Regions from separate parts of the Homo sapiens genome. Here region 1 is linked to region 2. A link is a loop called in an ENCODE intact Hi-C map of the cell type or tissue named here. Cell type or tissue: transverse colon. All regions are shown on one strand. Each heading gives the region's core, and the rest is flanking DNA. Links, peaks and the distances in the headings are about the cores only. Region 1 overlaps ACSL1 (acyl-CoA synthetase long chain family member 1). Region 2 overlaps CENPU (centromere protein U).

Region 1 (11,684 bases), core at 1,691-9,690, 62 kb before region 2:
TCTTCTATTTGATTAAAGGGGACAGTTTTTCTTCTCAGCCCTCCTTCTTTCTGCTTACACCCCATTACCTGTTAAATCCTGTTCCTGAGTGCTGCAGCACGCCCAGTGCCTTGGTCCTTCCCGGCTCCCAACTCCCACTGCCCTATCCAGGTCTGTAGGAGTTGGTTTCTCCCCAGTCTCTTCCCTCCCTCCTGTTCCACACACTGCTTACGCTTCTTGTAGATTTCTTTCTAACCCATTAGCCCATCCTCACCACTTCCCTGCTGAAAACTTCCCTGCTGGAAACCTGCTGTCCCTAGGAAGGTGCTTCTCAAACTTTAGCATCCCCTGGAGGGCTTCTTAAAGCACAGATTGCTGGATCGCATCCCCAGAGTTTCGGATTCAGCAGGTCTGGTGTGATTTGCTTTCCTAACCAGTGCCAGGTGTTCCGCAGAGCACACTTTGAGAAGCTTGGCTCTAGAATGAGCCTGTGCACCTGAGATTTCAGGCTTGCTTCTGTCTGTTCATCCTGACTCTCCCTGCACTCTTCTGCTCAGCCAGGGTTCCCTGGAGTCCCTGTGGTCACTTAGAGACAAGACGTGGGCTCCTTCAGAACAAGCTTGTGTCTTGTTCACCTTATCCCCATCTGCCCATTCACAGCTAGGGGAACTCCTCTGCAGAGTGCAGAAAGTGGTGTTGCTTTTGAAGAGAGAGCACTGAAAAAGACCATGAATGCATTTCTGTTGTGTCAAGAGGTATAGAAGGCACCTTTGTAAGCAGAGCATCGTGAGGACCTCCCTGTGGGCGGCCAGGCCACCTGCATGTCTAGGCCATGCTGAGACAACCACACTTCACCATCATACTTGGTACTTTTCTTATCTCTTTTCACACCCACTCATTCTTCCTGTTTTCTCTCATTTTGTCCTTTCCCCCTTTCTCTTCCTACCTTAGCCTTGGTGCCTTCGGTGTGTTTGGTGGCTTCATGGGTTGAAAAGGCTTCTGATATTCACTACAAAGCCACAAAATTGCTTCTGAATTTCAGGCTATTTGTTGGAGTCAAGACTGAGGTGATGGAGGACTTGTACTGTAGTTAGAGCATGTTATCGGGTGCACAAGTAATATTCTACACAATCATATTTTACAGGAAAGTTCCTCTTTAACAAAAAATAACCCTGGAAGTGGACTCATGATGTCTCCATTTTACAGAAAAGAAAACAGACTCAGCGATTAAGTAACAATAATGCGTGACACTAAGCAAAGATATTCTCCCATTCTTATGCACACAGAGAATAACGTTTTTGCTTCATAAAGTAGTGTGCTGTAGTTAGTAAGCATGTTTGGAATCACAGCCATAGGTGTTAGAAAGTTTCTGCCGAGAGAGAAGACATTGTGATGATTAAAAGATATGGTTAGGTCATATTTACTCCAGAAAACTATTAGCAGTTTGGGATCAAGAGTGAAATACACACATGTAGCACACAGTAGATATTGACAGAATGTCTATAAATGTATAAGCATAAAAAAAAGACTGGGAGGAATTTACCAAACTACTAATAGTCATCATTTTTCCTTGATATACTTCTGTATCACTTAAATGTTTTTAAACAGTATATACATTATAACTTAAGGGTGGACAAAAAGCAAAAGAGCTTGTAGGAAGAGAAATGGATAATCCTAATAAAAATAGAAGAGTCCATGGAAACAGATCAGGCAGTCATCCCCTTCTAAAGGGTCTCCCTGTGAGTTCATCCCCTGGCACCCATCCACTTCCTCCTCAGCGCGGCCCTCCTCAGCCTGCCGCCCTACTCTGAGACCTAGCTTTTCCACACTTCTTTTTGGTGTCTCCTGTTTTGTTTCATCACACCTTAAGCCAGAAACGATCTCTTCCACTTTTGGACAGCTCTCTCCTCTTGGTACCAGAGGTTATCATATCACAGTCTAATTTCTCCAAGGGTTTCCAGACTGTTGTAAAAGTGAAGGCCCCTCTCTGAAATTAAAAAAAAAAAAAAAGGTAGGCTCTAACGTCATAGTCACTGAGCTTTTATTTATCAGTCTCTAAAGACTGCTTTTTGGCTTTCTGTGGATGTCTGGATGCCTTACAGTGTCCTTTGGCCCCAGAGGACTCAGCAGCTCACATTGGAGACCTGCTACCTGTAAAGACTACTGCTGCTACTGTGGGAGGCTAGGCCCTGCCGCCTTATCCATCATTAGGAGTTCTTGCACATAGCAAATATACTCAGGAAGCTAACAGATGAAGACGACTTAGAGAAAGGTGCACAGCGATGTCAAATCTGCACACCTATAAATGTTGCACCTAAAACTAATAAAGACCTGTGTCTGCACATGCATATGTTTTGTAGCTGATGATTTTAACTGTTAGAGATGCTATGCAAGAAAGTGAAGTTTCTAACAGATGATATTGCGCTTGGTGAGGAGATAAAATAGTGGAAATAGTCTCAAAAAGAATATAGGTAACATTTTAGAAGTATAACCAAATGGGGTTTCATTTCCACCAGAGCTGAACAGGATCAGTCCTCTGTGCTGTGGATGGCAGTGGCTTGAGAACTGTCAATGTGTGTAGTGGTGGCAGTTTGTGGCTCTTCTCTTGCTCTCTTTGGCCTTATCCGGCAGGACCAGCACTTGTAGGTCTGTAAACCTGTTTTCTCTCTTCAGGCATCTTTCTGACTTAGCCGTGGTTCCCCGAAGCCTGTGTTTACCTCCAGGCGAATGATTGGTTTACATCAGCACATCTTGCACTGCAGTCTTTCAGCACTCACTCACTGGGCAGCTGTTCCGCAGGTGGCCGCCTAGAGGGGTGCGGATACCACAGGGGCATATTAGACTTTATATTTAATTTTTAAGCATTTTATTTTTTAATGGACAAATACAAATTATGTGTATTTATGGTGTATAATAGGAACGAGTTCAGGACATCTATTTTTAATAAAAATGGTGACCATGTTCACTATTAGTTGGTGACTGTAGTTAATAACAATGTACCATATACCTGAAATTACTAAGAGAATAGATTTTAAGTGTTCTCACTACAGATAAGTGACAAGAATGTAAAGGAATGGATATGTTAATTAGCTTGATTTAGCCATTCCACAGTGCATAGATGTTTCACTGCCTTCTAACCTGCCCCCCTTTCTTTTTTGATAGGGTAGTGGTGGTGCACGAAGATCCGCACTACTTGACAGCGACGAGCCCTTGGTGTATTTCTATGATGATGTCACAACATTATACGAAGGTTTCCAGAGGGGAATACAGGTGTCAAGTAAGCATTTTCCTGCATTTGCGTGGCTCCCGCTCGCCGTGTTTCATGAAGAACGAGTGGCCTTTCAGAAATGCACATTTGCTCCTATCTTTCGCCTCCTTAGGATCGCTCAGGCCCCTCTGTGTCCACTGTAACTTTCCCAGAGTCGGTCCCAAAGCTCACTGGACCCTCTAGATGTTCCCTGTGGCCCTGGGGGCTCCATGGTCAAATATGTGAGTGTCACATCCTGTATTTTATGGTGAGTCACATGTTACACCAGTGCACAATAGGCTCTGACGTTTCCTGCAATAAAGAGGTCTGTTGAACTGGGCCCAATCCGGCATTTTTCATGCTTACTTGACCATGAGACCCATATTTTGAGAAAGAAATACTGACATCCCAGGATGGCAGTGTTCTGTTAAAGATACTTGGGAAATGTTGGCTCATGGGATTACCCTTAATTATTAACTGTAGTGTAAGAAACCCTGTGATATCCAGCATACCTCCTTTCCAGCCTCTGTCCCTCCCAGGCCTCCTGTATAGGGCCCTCAGGTCATACTGAACTTCCTGCAGAGCCACGACTACCTCTGCTCTCTCCCAGCCCTGAGGCTTTGTGCAGTTCTATTTTGCTTTTTAGAAATGGGGTCTTGCTATGTTGCCCAGGCTGGACTCAAACTTCTGACCTCAAGTGAGTCTCCTGCCTCAGCCTCCCAAAGCACTGGGACTACAGGTGTGAGCCACCATGCCCAGACTTGTGCACTTTTTTTTTTCTTTGGACGGAGTTTTGCTCTTGTTGCCCAGGCTGGAGTGCAATGGCATGATCTTGGCTCACCGCAGCCTACACCTCCTGGGTTCAAGTGATTCTCCTGCCTCAGCCTCCTGAGTAGCTGGGATTACAGGCATGCACCACCACGCCCAGCTAATTTTGTATTTTTTAATAGAGATGGGGTTTCTCCATGTTGGTCAGGCTGGTCTCAAACTCCTAATCTCAGGTGATCCACCCACCTCGGCCTCCCAAAGTGCTGGAATTACAGGCGCGAGTCACCATGCCCGGCCATGCACTTTTTTTTCTTGATCATAAAGCCTCTTTCTACCCCCAGCCTGGGTGCTTGATGTATTCTTTAATCTTACAAAACTCACTGCATTTCACCTTTTCTCTAAAACCTTCCTAGTCTATCATTTTCATCCCCTACCTCTGAGTGAAGCATTTCTTCCCTTTTCCCTCCCAGCATGTTATATTCCTTCTGCATAACTCCTGATGGCACAGAGGTGTTCACCTGGCATTCTGCCCCCCTAGCCCGAGCTCCTTGAGAACAGGGTGGTTATCAGTCATCTCTTTTCACAGCACTGACAGTGCCTGGCACACAGTGAGCGCCCCACTAATGCATCCTCAGTGAAGGAGGGAGTACCTCTGGTTTCTCCACCCCTCTTTCTATTTTAGCCACTTCATTTTTGCTTATACCAGGTACTTGTCTAAAAATGGTCTTGGAATCTGTGCTTTGTTATTTAAATCCTCTGATGCTTAGCTTTTATTTGGGCCACTGCTAGCTACATTGTAATCTTTTTACGGTCAGGAACCATGTGGTATTGCTGGCTCTATCCCTCATGATAGGTTGCATGTAATATGCACTCAAGAAGTGCCTATTGGCCGGGCATGGTGGCTCACACCTGTAATCCCAGCACTTTGGGAGGCCAAGGCGGGCAGGTCACGAGGTCAGGAGTTCGAGACCAGCCTGACCAACATGGTGAAACTCCGTCTCTACTAAAAATACAAAAGTTAGCTGGGCATGGTGGTGCATGTCTGTAACCCCCGCTACTCAGGAGGCTGAGGCAGGAGAATCGCTTGAACCGGAGAGGTGGAGGTTGCAGTGAGCCAGGATTGCACCATTGTACTCCAGCCTGGGTGACACAGCGAGACTCCGTCTCAAAAAAAAAAAAAAAAAAAGAAAGTGCCTATTGTTTTTTACTTGACACTGGTAACATTGGATGTCTCAGCTTGGCGAGTTTGTCCCAGTGTTCCCATAGCACGTGCATTAAGCCCTATTACAAAGGAAAAGCAAGCTTACTTGTGTATTATTTAATTTATGAACATTCTCAAAGTTGGTGTCAAGGTCAGGGTTTGTCTGTGATAGTAAATATCCATCAGGTGGATCAGCCTAACATATGGCACATGAAACAGTGTGTGTGTGTGTGTGTGTGTGTGTGTGTGTGTGTGTGTGCTTTGCCACCACCACAGAGCACATATACGGTAAGTCCTCAGTTAATGTCTTTGATGGGTTCTTGGAAACTGTAACTTGAAAACCACTATAATGAAACCAGTTTTTCCCATAGGCTAATTGATACGAACAGGAGTTACATTCCCACAGCGTATTTCTAGTCACAAAAACATCACCAAACTTCTAAATAAAGACCACGCTTCTTATGTTAAACATGAAATAAATGTGAGCGATACAGACATTTAGGAACAATTGATAAAAATAAGATATTTACCTGTTTATTCCAGTTAAGGGTCGTGGGCGGCTGGAGCCCATCTGGGCAGCTCAGGATGTCAGGTGGGAACTGCCCTGGCCAGGACACCCTCCCATCGTAGGGAGACTCATACTCACACCCACTCACACTCACACACTCACTCCGCTCACCCACACTCACTAGGACCGTAGAGATGCACCAGTTCACCTCACAGGCACAGCTTTGGGATGTGGGAGGAACCCAGAGTTCCCAGGAAAAACCACATAGATGTGAGGAGAACGTGCAAATGAAATGCCGTTATTTGAGGACCTGCTGTATACATGTAAATGTATATACATTCATCGAGGAGCATGGTGACTTACTTTATGCTTTTGACTCTCCTCTGATCTGAAGACAAGTCACATAACTTTTCTTTGGTCGCTTGCTCCCCCTGGAAAATGAAAGTCCTTTTATGGATGTGTCAGAGAAGGTGAAGGAAAGTATGTCCAGTCTTCTTGATCTGTACTCATTGAAGGGAGCTGCTTTGCAGGTCTCGATTTGCTTCCTTCCCCCCCCCCCCCCCGCCCCCGCCCAGGAGGATCTTTTTATTCTAAGCTTTGATTTTCTTAGGCTACTGTAGAATTAAACTGAAACAAAAGAGCAAGACCCAGCACTTGGATAAGGGGTCAGAAGTTTGTTGAATGATAGAAGCAGCCCGCCTAGAGTTTTTAAACCTAGTACTTTAAAACTGCACCAAGGAAGCCATTTATAAAGATTGAGCTCCCTGCTTCTCAGTGGCTCTCATCTCTAGCTGCACTTTTGTGCCATCGGGGAGCTTCTAAAAAATACTGAGGCCCAGGCCCCATCCCTATTCAACTGAATAAAAAATTCTAGAGCCTGGGTATAGTAGAACCTGGTATAGTATCAAGTTCCCCTGGTGAGCCTGCAGCTTAACGGCTAGTTCTGGAGCTGGAGCTGGCATATGTTTTCTGTAAAAAGCCTGGTAGTAAATATTTTTGGCTTTGGTGCCATATGGTCTTGGTTGCAACTACTCAACTGCAGCCTCACACAGAACAAAAATGAATGAGTGTGGCTGTGTGCCACTATCACTGTGTCTACAAAAACAGCCAGTGGGCCTGATTTGGCCCTTGGCTGCAGTGCGCCCGTCTCTGTTTTTGAGGAATAAAATCGCATCATTTCATATGGCTAATGCAATTTTTTTCCCATCTGGAAGCAACATCTGATTGGACTCATCTTGTATGGTGCTTGTTACAGTCTCTGTAAATGGGAGAGGGTCCGAGAATAGCTCTTCCTGTTTTCATCAGGACTGTTTTTAGGGATGGCAAAGAAGTCAGTGTGTCCAGCCTGTGTCCTCCTCAGCCACGTGGCTGATTCCTGAATCTGCATGTGCAGCACACTGCCGTTGTCTGGGGCATGATCTGTGTGATGGGGCCAGCCCTGCCTTCCATCCTACTTCCTTAGGTCCTCATGTCAAATCAGAGCCTCCTCACGAACACTCAGACCTAATATGCTAAAGCCAGATGCACTATGGTCCCCTTTTGCTTCTTTGAAACCTGAATAGGAATCGGGAAACATCTCGGTATTTCCTAACTTTTGCTTCCCAGATACCGCTTCACGTCACCTCATTTTGCATCTTTTCTTTGTTTTTGTTTTTCTGCAATCATGACTTCACCCATGTAACTAGGATTCCAGGTAATTCTTGATACCTTTGGTCATCAAAATTTGGACACATAAAGAATTATATTTTCCTTTCCGTATTCTGAATTAGAATGCTTTAGACTTCTTGAAAAGTTTTGATGAATACCTCTTCTGAAAAGGTATCTGTTTACCACTACAGCAGGTTCTCTTTACCACTCATCTGCTGACTCCTGGTCTAAACCAGTAGGGTGTTAAAGAGGAATCACAAATTAAGTGCCCTTAAGAGTTGGATATTGCCTTTTCTCCCCTCTGTCCCCCTCTCCTGCCCCACTTAAACAAAACAGAAATAAACAAGCAAAGAAAAAATCAGACCAAAACTGAGGGAGAAAACATTTCCAATCTGAAGCCACCATTTCTTATCTGAGGACTAAAGTAGAGTCTAGCTGATGTTTAGTATTAGAGTGCGGTTGGGATACAAATTAAAATCTAGGAATATTTATGTACGTTCAGCCCATCTGTTGTTTTTTCTCTTTTTTTAGATAATGGCCCTTGTTTAGGCTCTCGGAAACCAGACCAACCCTATGAATGGCTTTCATATAAACAGGTGAGTTTGTATGAGACAGGCTCTGTGGACTCCTCTTGCAAGCAGGGGTGCTTCTGTATGTGCATTCTTGGAGCCGGAAGGTTTCTCCAGAGTGTATGTGCTGGACCAGCTCAGAGCCTTGCCGTAAGCATGGGGCATCCAAGGAGAAACTTGACACAAAGGTTTGGGGAGAACAAGTTAAGGAATTTAACAGGTGGTTCAAAGCATTGTATTTCAAAGCTGATGTGGATACATTGTGAAGTCAAGTATAATTTTTAAGATAAAATTCTAGAAACTCTCCCGGTCCCCCTGGCGGCATAGCATTATTTCTCTCCACTTGAGGGGTACTAGAAAAACTCAGAAGCTGGAACGTGGGAATACATCTTCATTTCACAGATGAGGAGGACCTGTCTCAGGAAAAGAGGTGACTCACCCAAGGTTATAGCTGGTTAGTGGCAGAACCAGGACCAGAAGCAAGGCCTGCAGCCTCTTGTGTAGGCTTTCCTAGTGCATGCTGCTGACCCTCAAAGCTGTCCTTGGCCAACTCACCACCTGTGTGACACTTACCCCCAGGCAGCTGTAGGGAGGAACACAGATGTTCGGGGAAGGCACTTGTGTTACTGTATAAGCACAAAGGAAGCTGGGATCTGAGTATGGTGGCCCTTGTCGGTCTCTAGTCCCCACCCATCAACGGCTACAGCTGTTGAAACAGCGGCTCATGAGTGGCAGTAGCAGTGCAGGAAGACGTTGCTGTTTATTTTTATTTTTATCATGATTACAATGAATGTGGGTGCCACAGCTCTTCCCCAGTCCACACGGCACCCCGGAACAGGCACGTGCTCCAGACAGGCCAGCTCTGCTGCCTGCTGCTTCCACACAGCTGTCCAGGAAAGGCTCCCGTCCCTGGCCCCCCTTCTCCTGCTCTCGGGGCAGGTAATCATGCGGATTCATGAATACAAATGCACTTCCTCCTTCTGGGTTTTGTGTGAAGGGCAGCTTAGGAGCTGGTGTATTTGGGGTGCGTCTGTGGAAGGGATCGTTCTCTGCAGCCTCGGAGCCACACTCCTGCAGTAGTGCTTGTTGGTTCTTCTCAGACTGAAGTGCATGATTTCTCCCCGTCCGTCCTCTGGGGTCGACAGGATGCAGAAGGCTTTGCTTGAGAGGTGTTCATCTGTCTCTCAAGAGAAGGGGAAGCAACTTCTCACACCTCCCCTGTAGAAGGAGCTAGGGGCAGTATCTCACATGATTGGAAGGATTTCCCATTTTTATTCTGTCCTGTCAGAGCCAAATAGTAGTTTCTTGCACAAATAGTAGTTTCCAGGATCCCTCATTTTCACAAGTGTAAGAACAGCCTGTGTGTGTTGAACATGTGTGTGTTGTGTGTGATGGTCCTGAGGCATCATGGAATCCTCTGTGCCTCCTGGGTTACTTCTGTTGTTTAGTGGCTGGAAGAGAGAAGACACGTCCATTGCAGATAGGCGTTTTCAAGGCAGATTGAAAATCACTGGGGTTTCTGAAGGTGTGAATCTATGACTTGCACACTTCATTTGGAAGCAGGTGAAGATACAAAACTGAAGCCAACTTTGGATTTGTACATTCAAATCTTTTTTTTTTTTTCAGTCATCCAATGAATATGACCTTTTGGTGGCTAGGAATGCCTTAAAGGGTTGTTTTTTTTTTTTTAAGAATGTATGACCGATCTAGAAATATAAATGTGCGTGTATTATTCAATCATATTTACCAGCTGTATAGCATCCAATTGCAGGCTTTTCTCAGGCTCTGATTCCTTAAATGCAACCAAGACTTTTGAACTCGTCTGTGAAGGAGAGAGTAGTAATGAGCCTGTTTGTGTCATCCTATTGTCACCTTACCACGATCAGTCTGTTCCCCATAGGCAGGGCCAGGATGGTGCCAAGGCCCAGAACCAGTAGGGTTCCAGGCCAGGAGTAGGTATGGTCTTATTTCCTATGGGTATGGGTGTGCTTTAAGAGTACTCTTGAGAATTTGCGAACTGAGAATAAAGAAAATAACTCCAGGCCAGGCACGGTATGGCTCACGCCTATAATCCCAGCACTTTGGGAGGCCGACGGGGGCAGATCACCTGAGGTCAGGAGTTCAAGACCAGCCTGGCCAACATGGCAAAACCCTGTCTTTACTGAAAAATACAAAAATCAGCTGAGTGTGGTGGCAGGTGCCTGTAATCCCAGCTATTCTGGAGGCTGAGGCAGGGAGAATTTCTTGAACCCGTGAGGAGGAAGTTGCAGTGAGCCAAGACCATGCCCTTGTACTCCAGCTTGGGCAACAGAGTGAGACTATGTCTCAAAAAGAAAAAAAAAGAAAGAAACAAAGAAAAGAAAAAGGAAAAGAAAATAACTGCAAAGTTTAAGATTTTTTAAAAATTTTAGTTTATTTGGGGTAGGAACAGGGAGAGGATAGGATAACCCTGCTGAATTTTGCAAACCTATCAATTTTTACTTAGTTATTATAATATGCATTTTTATATTTACATGTGTTGCTTATCATTGTAATATTGTCCTAAGTTTGATAGTTTTCATAATTATAATATTTACTATGTAGCATTTTCTTAGTGATTTACCATCATTTACTTAATCATCCAGCCATGATTAGGTTTTTTACCCTAGAGATTTTTGATGCAATAATTTTGAAATATTTGCATATTGTTTATATGTAGGCTTTTTTTTTTTTTTTTTTTTTTTTGAGATGGAGTCTCGCCTGTCACCCAGGCTGGAGTGCGGTGGGGTGATCTCAGTGCACTGCAGACTCCGCCTCCTGGGTTCAAGCAATTCTGCCTCAGCCTCCTGAGTAGCTGGGATTACAGTTTCACGCCACCATGCCTGGCTAATTTTTTATTTTCAGTAGAGACGGGGTTTTACCATGTTGGCCAGGCTGGCCTCGAACTCCCTCAAGTGATCTGCCTGCCTCGGCCTCCCAAAGTGCTGGGATTATAGGCGTGAACCACCGTGCCTGGCCTGTATGTAGGCTTTTAAAAACCTCCTCCTGAGTTTGAATTGTTTCCTAAGAATACGTTCTCAAGAATGGAACTGTAGAACTTAAGGATAAGAGCTTGCTCTTATTTTTTATAGGTCTCTCAAAAGTTGCTGTTTCTGTGTTTATACCAAATAAACAAGTTTTGGCTGCTTTATAAATAAAACAAATCCATCTCTCTATCATTTTTAAAATTGTATAAAACTAAAATAGAAAAAAATGTATAAATAGCCCTGCCATATAATTGTCTGTGACCTGCAGCCATTGGGATAAGATTAATTTTCTTTGCAGAAGGAACCCTGCGGTCAGTTCTCTTAATTCTGATTTCTTGTGAATAAAACCTTGTGTTTTACCAAAAAATCTATCAATAAAGGAATACCTGCATGTTCCCTCTCCGTTTCTGTGTGCAGCATTGCTTGCTGGCTGAGATACAAGCCTGCCGTCTGGTCAGCTTTGTTTCTGGAGTTGGGGCCCAATGCTGCTTCTGACTTTTTCCTCTCCATTTTAGGTTGCAGAATTGTCGGAGTGCATAGGCTCAGCACTGATCCAGAAGGGCTTCAAGACTGCCCCAGATCAGTTCATTGGCATCTTTGCTCAAAATAGACCTGAGGTATGAACCAGTAGGTACTTGCTATGCATGATTTTGAGAATTCTCAGATATAAGAGCCTAACTTCTGCTAGAGACCAGATTTTGTAGTCTGATTTCTACTAAAAGTATAGCTTTACGTTACACCTTAGAAAGTTACACATATG
Region 2 (8,000 bases), core at 1-8,000:
AGGGTTTGTCCATGTTGTAACGTGTATCTACCTCATTCCTGTAAGTTTTTATAGCTCAGTGATACTCCATTGTTTGGATATACCGCAGCTTGTTACCCATTTATCAGTTACATTTGGGTGGTTTCTATTTTTTGGCCACTGTGAATAATACTGCTGTGAACATTTGTGTAAGAGTTTTTGTGTGGACTTTTTTCACTTCTCTTGGGCATATAGTGGGAGCAGAATTGCTGAGTCCTATGGTAATTCTATTTTTAACTTTTTGAGGAACTGTTTTACAAAGCGGCTGCACCACTTTACAATTCCATGGCAGTATATGAGAGTTCCCGTTTCTGCACACCTTCACCAAAACTTACTGAGTTTTTTATTCTAGCCATCCCAGCACCTCATTGTGGGTGTGAGTGTGTGTATGGGGTATGGGTGGTAAAATATAGTTTACCATATTAACCTTTTTTAAGTGTATTAACTCTGTAGCAGATAAATACATTCACGTTGTTGTGCAACCATCATCACCATCCATCTCCAGAACTTTTTCATCTTTCCTAACTGAAATGCTCCACCTATTAAACAACTTCCCATTCTTCCCTCCCCTCAACTCCTGGCAACCATCATTCTGTTTTCTAGGAATCTGATGTAAAAGGAAACATAGAATAGTTGGTTCTTTGGTAACTGGCTTATTTCATTTAGCATAATGTCTTCAAGGTTTATCTGTGTTGTAGCCTGAGTCAGAAATTTTTTTTTTTTTTTTTTGGAGACGAAGTCTTCCTCTGTCACCTAGGCTGAAGTGCAGTGGCGCGATCTCGGCTCACTGCAACCTCCACCTCCTGGGTTCAAGCAATTCTCCCTGCCTCAGCTTCCCGAGTGGCTGGGATTCCAGGCGCCCCCCCCCCCCACCCCCCAGGACCACCACCACCACGCCTGGCTAATTTTTGTATTTTTCAGTAGCGATGGGGCTTTGCCATATTGGCCAGGCTGGTGTTGAACCCTTGACCTCAGGTGGTCCACCTGCCTCGGCCTCCCAAAGTGCTGGGATTACAGACGTGAGCCACTGCGCCCAGCCAGAATTTCCTTTTTAAGCTGAAGAACAGTCTGTATGTACCACATTTTATTTTTATCTACTCATCTGTTAATGGACCCTTGGGTTACTTCTGCTTTTTGACTGTGAATAATTCTGCTATTAATACTAACATGAGTGTATCAATATCTGTTTGAGTCCCTGCTTTCTCCTCTTTTGGACATTTACCCAGAAATGGAATTGCTGGATCATATATATTTTATATTTTCAGGAATCACCATTTCCACAGTGCCTGTGTTCCCACCAGCAGGGCCCAAGGGTTTCAGTTTCTCCACATCCTTGCCTACACTTGCTATTTTCTGGGTGTTTGTTTGGGTGTGAAGTACTATCTCACTGTGGTTTTGATTTGTATTTCCCTAATTACTAATGGTGTTCAGCACCTTTTCCGTGTACTTATGGCTGACCATTTGCTTTTTTTTTCCCTTTGACCTTCTTATGTATGATTATTGGCCATTTGTATATTCTTTGAAGAAGTTTCTGTTCACCCTTTGCCCGTTTTTAAATTGGATTATTTGTCTTTTTATTATGAAGTTGTAAGAATCCAGTTTATGTGAGTGGTTATCTGTGGACGTTTGGGATTGTTCTATTTCTTTTTTCCCCCCTTGTTATTCACAGCAATAGAGTAAATAAATCCCTTTGCCTCGTGGAGGGCAATACAAAGTATACTACTAACTTAAAAATTGTGCAGTTGATATGTTCATTATTTAAGCAGCTGTTTAGTTGAAAAAATGTTGAAGTTTGCACTGTCATGCTAAACTTTGAGCATGAAGAAATGGTTGCTTGGCTCTTACCAGGCCCCCTTACAGCAGTTCAGCTCTGTCACCACTGGCCACCTCTTCTTCTCCAAGCTCTCTACCCCTGCGTTAAGTCCTGGGTCTCTCCTGTTACTCCTCTTTCCTGAGCACCCGCTAGGAGCATCTTTCTCCTCTTAGCATCTCCTTTCTGTGCCTTTCCACCAAGTTCATTTGCTCTCCTTCTCTTTTATCTTCTTCCTCATTCAAGGTATCTTTTTATGTTATCTAAAGGCTCTGGCATCCCAGAGTAAAGCAGAGAGGAAGTAAGGGAGGCCTGGAATCTCCCCAAAGGGCTTTTCATTCAAAAATACTGAGGGCCCACTATATGCAGGGTACTTTGTGAGGTGACCTCTCTAGGCCTGTTGAGTTTATAGTTTAATGCAGTGGTCTCTCATGCAGAGTGTATGACGCCTGACAGGGATGAGGAAAGAAAATGTTGGACTTCCGATTTATATTTTTATTTCATTAAAATTTCCCCAACCTGGGCAACATAGTGAGACCCTGTCTCTACAGATAATTAAAAAATTAGCTGGGCATGGTGGCATGTGCCTGTAGTCCCAGCTATTTGGGAGGCTGAGGCAGGAAGATCGCTTGAGCCCAGGTGCTTCAGGCTGCAGTGAGCTGAGATCGCACTACTGCACTCCAGGCTGGGCGGCAGAGTGAGGCCCTGTTTCAGAAACCAAAAATAATTCCATGTAAGTGCAGTAATAAAGGTTTATTATTCATAAATATTCATGTATTTATTGGTGATAGGGTTTACAATTTTTATTGTTGAGGTGTGAGATCAAAAACATTTGGGAAGTGGCCTGTGTAATTGATTTTGATTTTGTTAGTTGAACAAAGATTGTTTTGTACTCCATTGTAAGGGAATAAACTACAGTACTGCCCAAATAGCCAGACTTTTAAAGTTGTGCTTCTTTTTTGTCTTTTGAAAGATCCTCCTTTACATAGCACAGCTATATATGCTGATGAAGAAGAATTCTCCAAACATTGTGGACTGTCTCTCTCTTCAACTCCTCCAGGAAAAGAAGCAAAAAGAAGGTACTGGTGTATTTCAAGCAATTGTTTATTCATGGTTAATGGGATTTCTGAGAAACTCTTTAAGATAGAAGCTAATAAAACAAAAGCATTTCAAGATCCTTTGAGCCAACTTGTTATGCTTTTTCTCAAGAGAACTGAGGCATAAAAACTTTATTAATAATTGACACGATAATTATAATAGCTGTGATAACTGACAGAATTCACACCTGATTATCCTAGAAATCATGCCTGGGAAGATAGTTTAGCTTTGAGTCAAATAAGAAAGGAGGGAAAGATTTTACAAGCATAGAATGTTAGGTGATTTTTGGGAGGTCTCTTTCATTTACAAATTCTCTATAATTATCACAAATGAGATGTTTCCTTGTATATGGTAGGTGATAATTACAAAGCAATAAAAAGGCTGTTTCAGATGCACTGTCCCTGAAGTGCATTGGTTTGAGTCTTTGAGATTTATGTGAAGCTATAGGTCCAGAAAATCTCTATAAAAATGATTTCATAGAGAAAACTTGGGAGCAAGTTATATAATGCAGAACTCTTCGATAACTGTAGTACTCATTTAAAATTATCTAGAGCAGCTCTTTGACTTAGGGACCTCTGTTGGGTAACAGGTCAGTTCTAGTTACTAAATGTATTTAGCAAGTATCAAAAGTGCAGTGTATTTTTGTTTGGTTGTTTGTTTGTTTGTTTTTTTGAGATGGAGTCTTGCTCTGTTGCCCACGCTGGAGTGCAGTGGCTCAATCTGGGCTCACTGCAAGCTCCACCTCCCGGGTTCACGCCATTCTCCTGCCTCAGCCTCCCGAGTGGCTGGGACTACAGGCGCCCGCCACCATGCCCAGCTGATTTTTTTTGTATTTTTAGTAGAGACGGGGTTTCACCATGTTACCCAGGCTGGTCTCGATCTCCTGATCTCGTGATCTGCCCACCTCGGCCTCCCAAAGTGCTGGGATTACAGGCGTCAGCCACTGCACCCGGCCAAAACTGCAGTTTTAAAACAAATATCCCAGCTGGGCAGAAATCTGAGAAGTCATTTTGAGATTGTCTACACTAGGGAAGTTTTATAGTACTTGGTTATTTTGGAGACTCCAGCTTATTTTTTTTTTTTTTTTTTTTTTTTTGAGATGGAGTCTCGCTCTGTCACCAGGCTGGAGTGCAGTGGCGCAATCTTGGCTCACTGTAACCTCCGCCTCCCAGGTTCAAGCAATTCTCCTGCCTCACCCTCCCGAGTAGCTTGGACTACAGGCACGTGCCACCATGTCCAGCTAATTTTTGTATTTTTTAGTAGAGATGGAGTTTCACCATGTTGGCCAGGATGGTCTTGATCTCTTGAGCTCGTGATCCGCCCGCCTTGGCCTCCCAAAGTGCTAGGATTACAGGCGTTAGCCACCGTGCCTGGCTGACTCCAGTTTTATATGTTACTGAAAATCAGTAAAAGTCATACATTTGGAAAACGTGCTCTACTTTAAACAGTGGTGAATGTAATTTTTAAACAGGAATATTTTGAGTAGGTAACACCTTCACATGGTTTAAAAATATAAAAAGGTGTATAGTAAGTCTTCATATCATGTCTACTATCCATCTAGCTCCTAGAACCCGATTCTTCCCTCTCCCTTATTATTAATTTCTCATATGTCCTTCCAGAATTTCTTGGTGCATATAAAAGTAAATATGAATACACATTTTAACCCTTTTTTGTCTACAAAAGGCAGCATAGGTTGCTACCTAGGTTTTTTCACTTACTACATCTTAGAGATCTTTACATATCAATACACATGGAGCTTTCTCATTCTTCTACCCTTTCCACAGCATGGGTGTTCCTTAGTGTGATTATCCAGTTCTGTATAGATGGGCAGTCAGGCTGTTTCCAGTCTGTGCTGTCACTCCCAGTGCCACTGGGAGTGCCATTTCACACTTGTGCCTGTGTATCTATAGGATATAGTCATAAAAGTTAAATTCTGAGTCAAATGAAACGTGTTTGTCCTTTTTATAGTTATTGCCACATTGCCACCTAAGTGAGATCAAACTTGGATTTTTGCCAATGTGATAGGTCAAAAATGCTATCCCAGCCTAGTTCTAATTTGTATTCTTAGGAATGATTGAGCAGCAATCATTTAAAAGCTCTTGAATTTCTCTTTCTGCAAACTGTTTATATCCTTTTTCCTATTTTCTAGTTGATGTTGGTCATTTTCTTCATGACTTCATTTAAACATTAGTGAGATTAGCCCTATGTTACAGTTTTTTTTTGTTTTGTTTTGTTTTGTTTTGTTTTTACTGGTTCATCTCTCTTTTGACAAAACACCTAATGGTGGTGGTTTTTTTTTTCAACATAGAAAATGTTCAGTTTTATTTAGATGCAGCGATATATTTATCACTTTTAGCATTTAGGGATTTTGAGTCATAGGAAGACATCTCCCTTCGTGTTTTCTTTTAGAACTTCTATGATTTATATTAAAATCCTTGATCTTTTCTATATATAAATGCAGCTTTTCTCATTATTTTTAATAATGACTTTTAAGAGCTACTTGTTAAAAGCAAAGTTGCTATCTTTATTGGGTTGAGGTAAATTTATACATTTATTTATAAAAGCTGATCTTTATTAGTTTTGGATTTGGTTTGTTCTTGCTTTTCTACTTCTTCAAGATGCATCATTAGGTTATTTATTTAAAGTTTTTCTTTTTTTGATGTAGGCGCTTATAGCTGTAAACTTCCCTCTTAGTACTGCTTTTGTGGTATCCCATAGGTTTTGGTATGTTGTGTTTCCATTATCATTTGTCTCAGGAAAATTTTCAGCTTCCTTCTTAATCTCTTAATTGACCCACTGGTCCTTCATTAACGTGTTGTTTTATCTCTCTGTGTTTGTATAACTTCCAAAATTCCTCCTGTTATTGATATCTAGTTTTATTCCACAGAGAAGATACTTGATATTTCGGTTTTTAAAAAATGTTTTAAGACTTGTTTTGTGACCTATCACGTGGTCTGTACTTGAGAGTGATCCATGTGCTGAGGAGAAGAATGCGTATTCTGCCGCTGTTGGATGAAATGTTCTGTAAATATCTGTTAGGTCCATTTGGTCTACAGTGCAGATTAAGTCTGCTGTTTCTTTATTGATTGTCTGTCTGGAAGATCTCTCCAGTGCTGAAAGTGGGGTGTTGAAGTCTCCAGCTAATGTATTGGGGTCTGTCTCTCCCTTTAGCTCTAATATTAGCTTCATCTATCTGGGTGTTCCAGTGTTGGGTGCATGTATGTTTCAAATTGTTATATCCTCTTGCTGAATTGACCCCTTTGTCATTATGTAGTGACCTTCTTTGTCTCTTCTTACAGTTTCTGTCTTAAAATCTAGTTTGTCTGAAATAAGTATAGCTACTCTGCTCTTTTTGGTTTCCATTGACAATGGAATATCTTTTTCCATACTTTTATTTTCAGTCTGTGTGTATCTTTATAGGTGAAATGTGTTTCTTGTAGGCAACAAATCATTGGGTCCTTTTTTTTTTTTTTTTTTTTTACAATCAGCCACTCTATGTCTTTTGATTGGAGAAGTTAGTCCATTTACATTCAGTGTTATTGCTAAGCAGGGACTTACTCATGCCATTTTACTATTTGTTTTCTGATTGTTTTGTGGCCCTCTCTTCCTTTTCTTCCTTCCTGTCTTCCTTTTAGTAAAGGTGATTTTCTCTGGCAGTGTGATTTCTTGCTCTTTTTATGTATTTGTTGTATTTATTATTTGAGGTTACCATGAGGCTAGCAGGTACTGCCATATAACCCATTATTTTATGCCATTAACAACTTAACCCTGCTCGCATAAACAAGCAAAAAGAAAACTAATAAAAACTACACCTTTACTTTGCTCCCCCACTTTTTAACTTTTTGTTTTTATTTTTATTGTACTGTTTATGTTTTGAAAAGTTATTATTTTTGATTGGTTCATCTTTTAGTCTTTCTACTTACAATGAGAGTAGTTTACATGCATCAGCTACAGTGTTATCTTTTTCCGTGTACTTCATATTACCAGTGAGTTTTATACCTTCAGATGATTTATACTGCTCATTAATGTCCTTTTCTTTCTGCTTGAATTACTCCCTTTAGCATTTCTTTTGGGACAGGTCTGGAGTTGATAAAATTTCTCAGCTTTTGTTTGGGAAAGTCTTTATTTCTTTTTCATGTTTGAAGGGTATTTTCACCAGATATATTATTCTAGGGTAAAAGTTTTTTTCCTTCAACACTTTAAATATGTCATGCCACTCTCTCCTGGCCTGTAAGGTGTCCACTGAAAAGTCTGCTGCCAGACATATTGGAGCTCCATTGTAAGTTATTTATTTCTTTTCTCTTGCTGCTTTTAGATTCTTTGTCTTTGACCTTTGGGTGTTTGATTATTAAATGCCTTGAGGGAGTCTTCCTTTGGGTTAAAGCTGCTTGGTGTTGGTTGTATAACCTTCTTGTACTTGGATATTGATACCTTTCTCTGGTTTAGGAAGTTCTCTGTTACTACGTTTTTGAATAAACTTTCTACCCCCTTTTCTCTACCTTTCTTTAAGGCCAATAACTCTTCGATTTGCCCTTTTGAAGCTTTTTTCTAGACCCTGTAGGCATGCTTCACGATTGTTTTTTCTTTTTTCTTTCCTTTCCTCTGACTGTATTTTCAAATAGCCTGTCTTCAAGCTCACTAATTCTTTCTTCTGCTTGATAGATTCTGCTATTAAGAGACTCTGATGTATTCTTTAGTATGTCCGTTACATTTTTCAACTACTGAATTGCTGCTTGATTTATAAAATTATTTCAATTCTTTGTTAAAGTTATTTGATAGAATTCTGAATTCCTTCTCTGTGTTATCTTGAATTTCTTTGAGTTTCCTCAGAACAGCTATTTTGAATTCTCTGTCTAGAAGGTCATGTATCTCCTGTTTCTCCAGGATTGGTCCCTGGTGCCTTATTTAGTTCATTTGATGAGGTCATGTTTCACTGGATGGTCTTGATGCTTATGGATGTTTATCAGTGTCTAGACATTGAAGAGTCAGGTATTTATTGTAGTCATTGGAGTCTGGGCTTGTTTGGATCCATCATTTGTGGGAAGGCTTTCCAGATATTTGAAAGGACTTAGGT

What was found. A loop is a pair of places that touch in the nucleus more often than their neighbours do. Peaks named below come from ENCODE experiments on the same cell type or tissue, not always from the same donor. Only the 100,000 strongest peaks of a DNase experiment are listed, where the experiment ranks them.
Region 1: a loop joins it to region 2, with 16 times the contacts of the local background. A loop is called at or near these places in 2 of 110 quality-filtered maps.

What each region holds. Positions count from the first base shown.
Region 1 is chr4:184,780,189-184,791,872 of GRCh38, reverse strand. It overlaps ACSL1 (acyl-CoA synthetase long chain family member 1), which reads left to right. Exons shown (of 21, transcript NM_001995.5): 3 at 3,142-3,256; 4 at 7,882-7,946; 5 at 11,440-11,541. Among named protein-coding and RNA genes, the nearest start is that of ACSL1, 40 kb to the left of the region's middle. RefSeq lists an enhancer at 8,717-8,936. In transverse colon, for the core only: no CTCF peak of the experiment used is centred there; no DNase peak of the experiment used is centred there.
Region 2 is chr4:184,719,864-184,727,863 of GRCh38, reverse strand. It overlaps CENPU (centromere protein U), which reads left to right. Exons shown (of 13, transcript NM_024629.4): 4 at 2,802-2,907. Among named protein-coding and RNA genes, the nearest start is that of CENPU, 10 kb to the left of the region's middle. RefSeq lists a silencer at 4,760-4,839. In transverse colon, for the core only: a CTCF peak has its summit at 4,798; a DNase peak (open chromatin) is centred at 4,783; H3K27ac peaks cover 923 bases.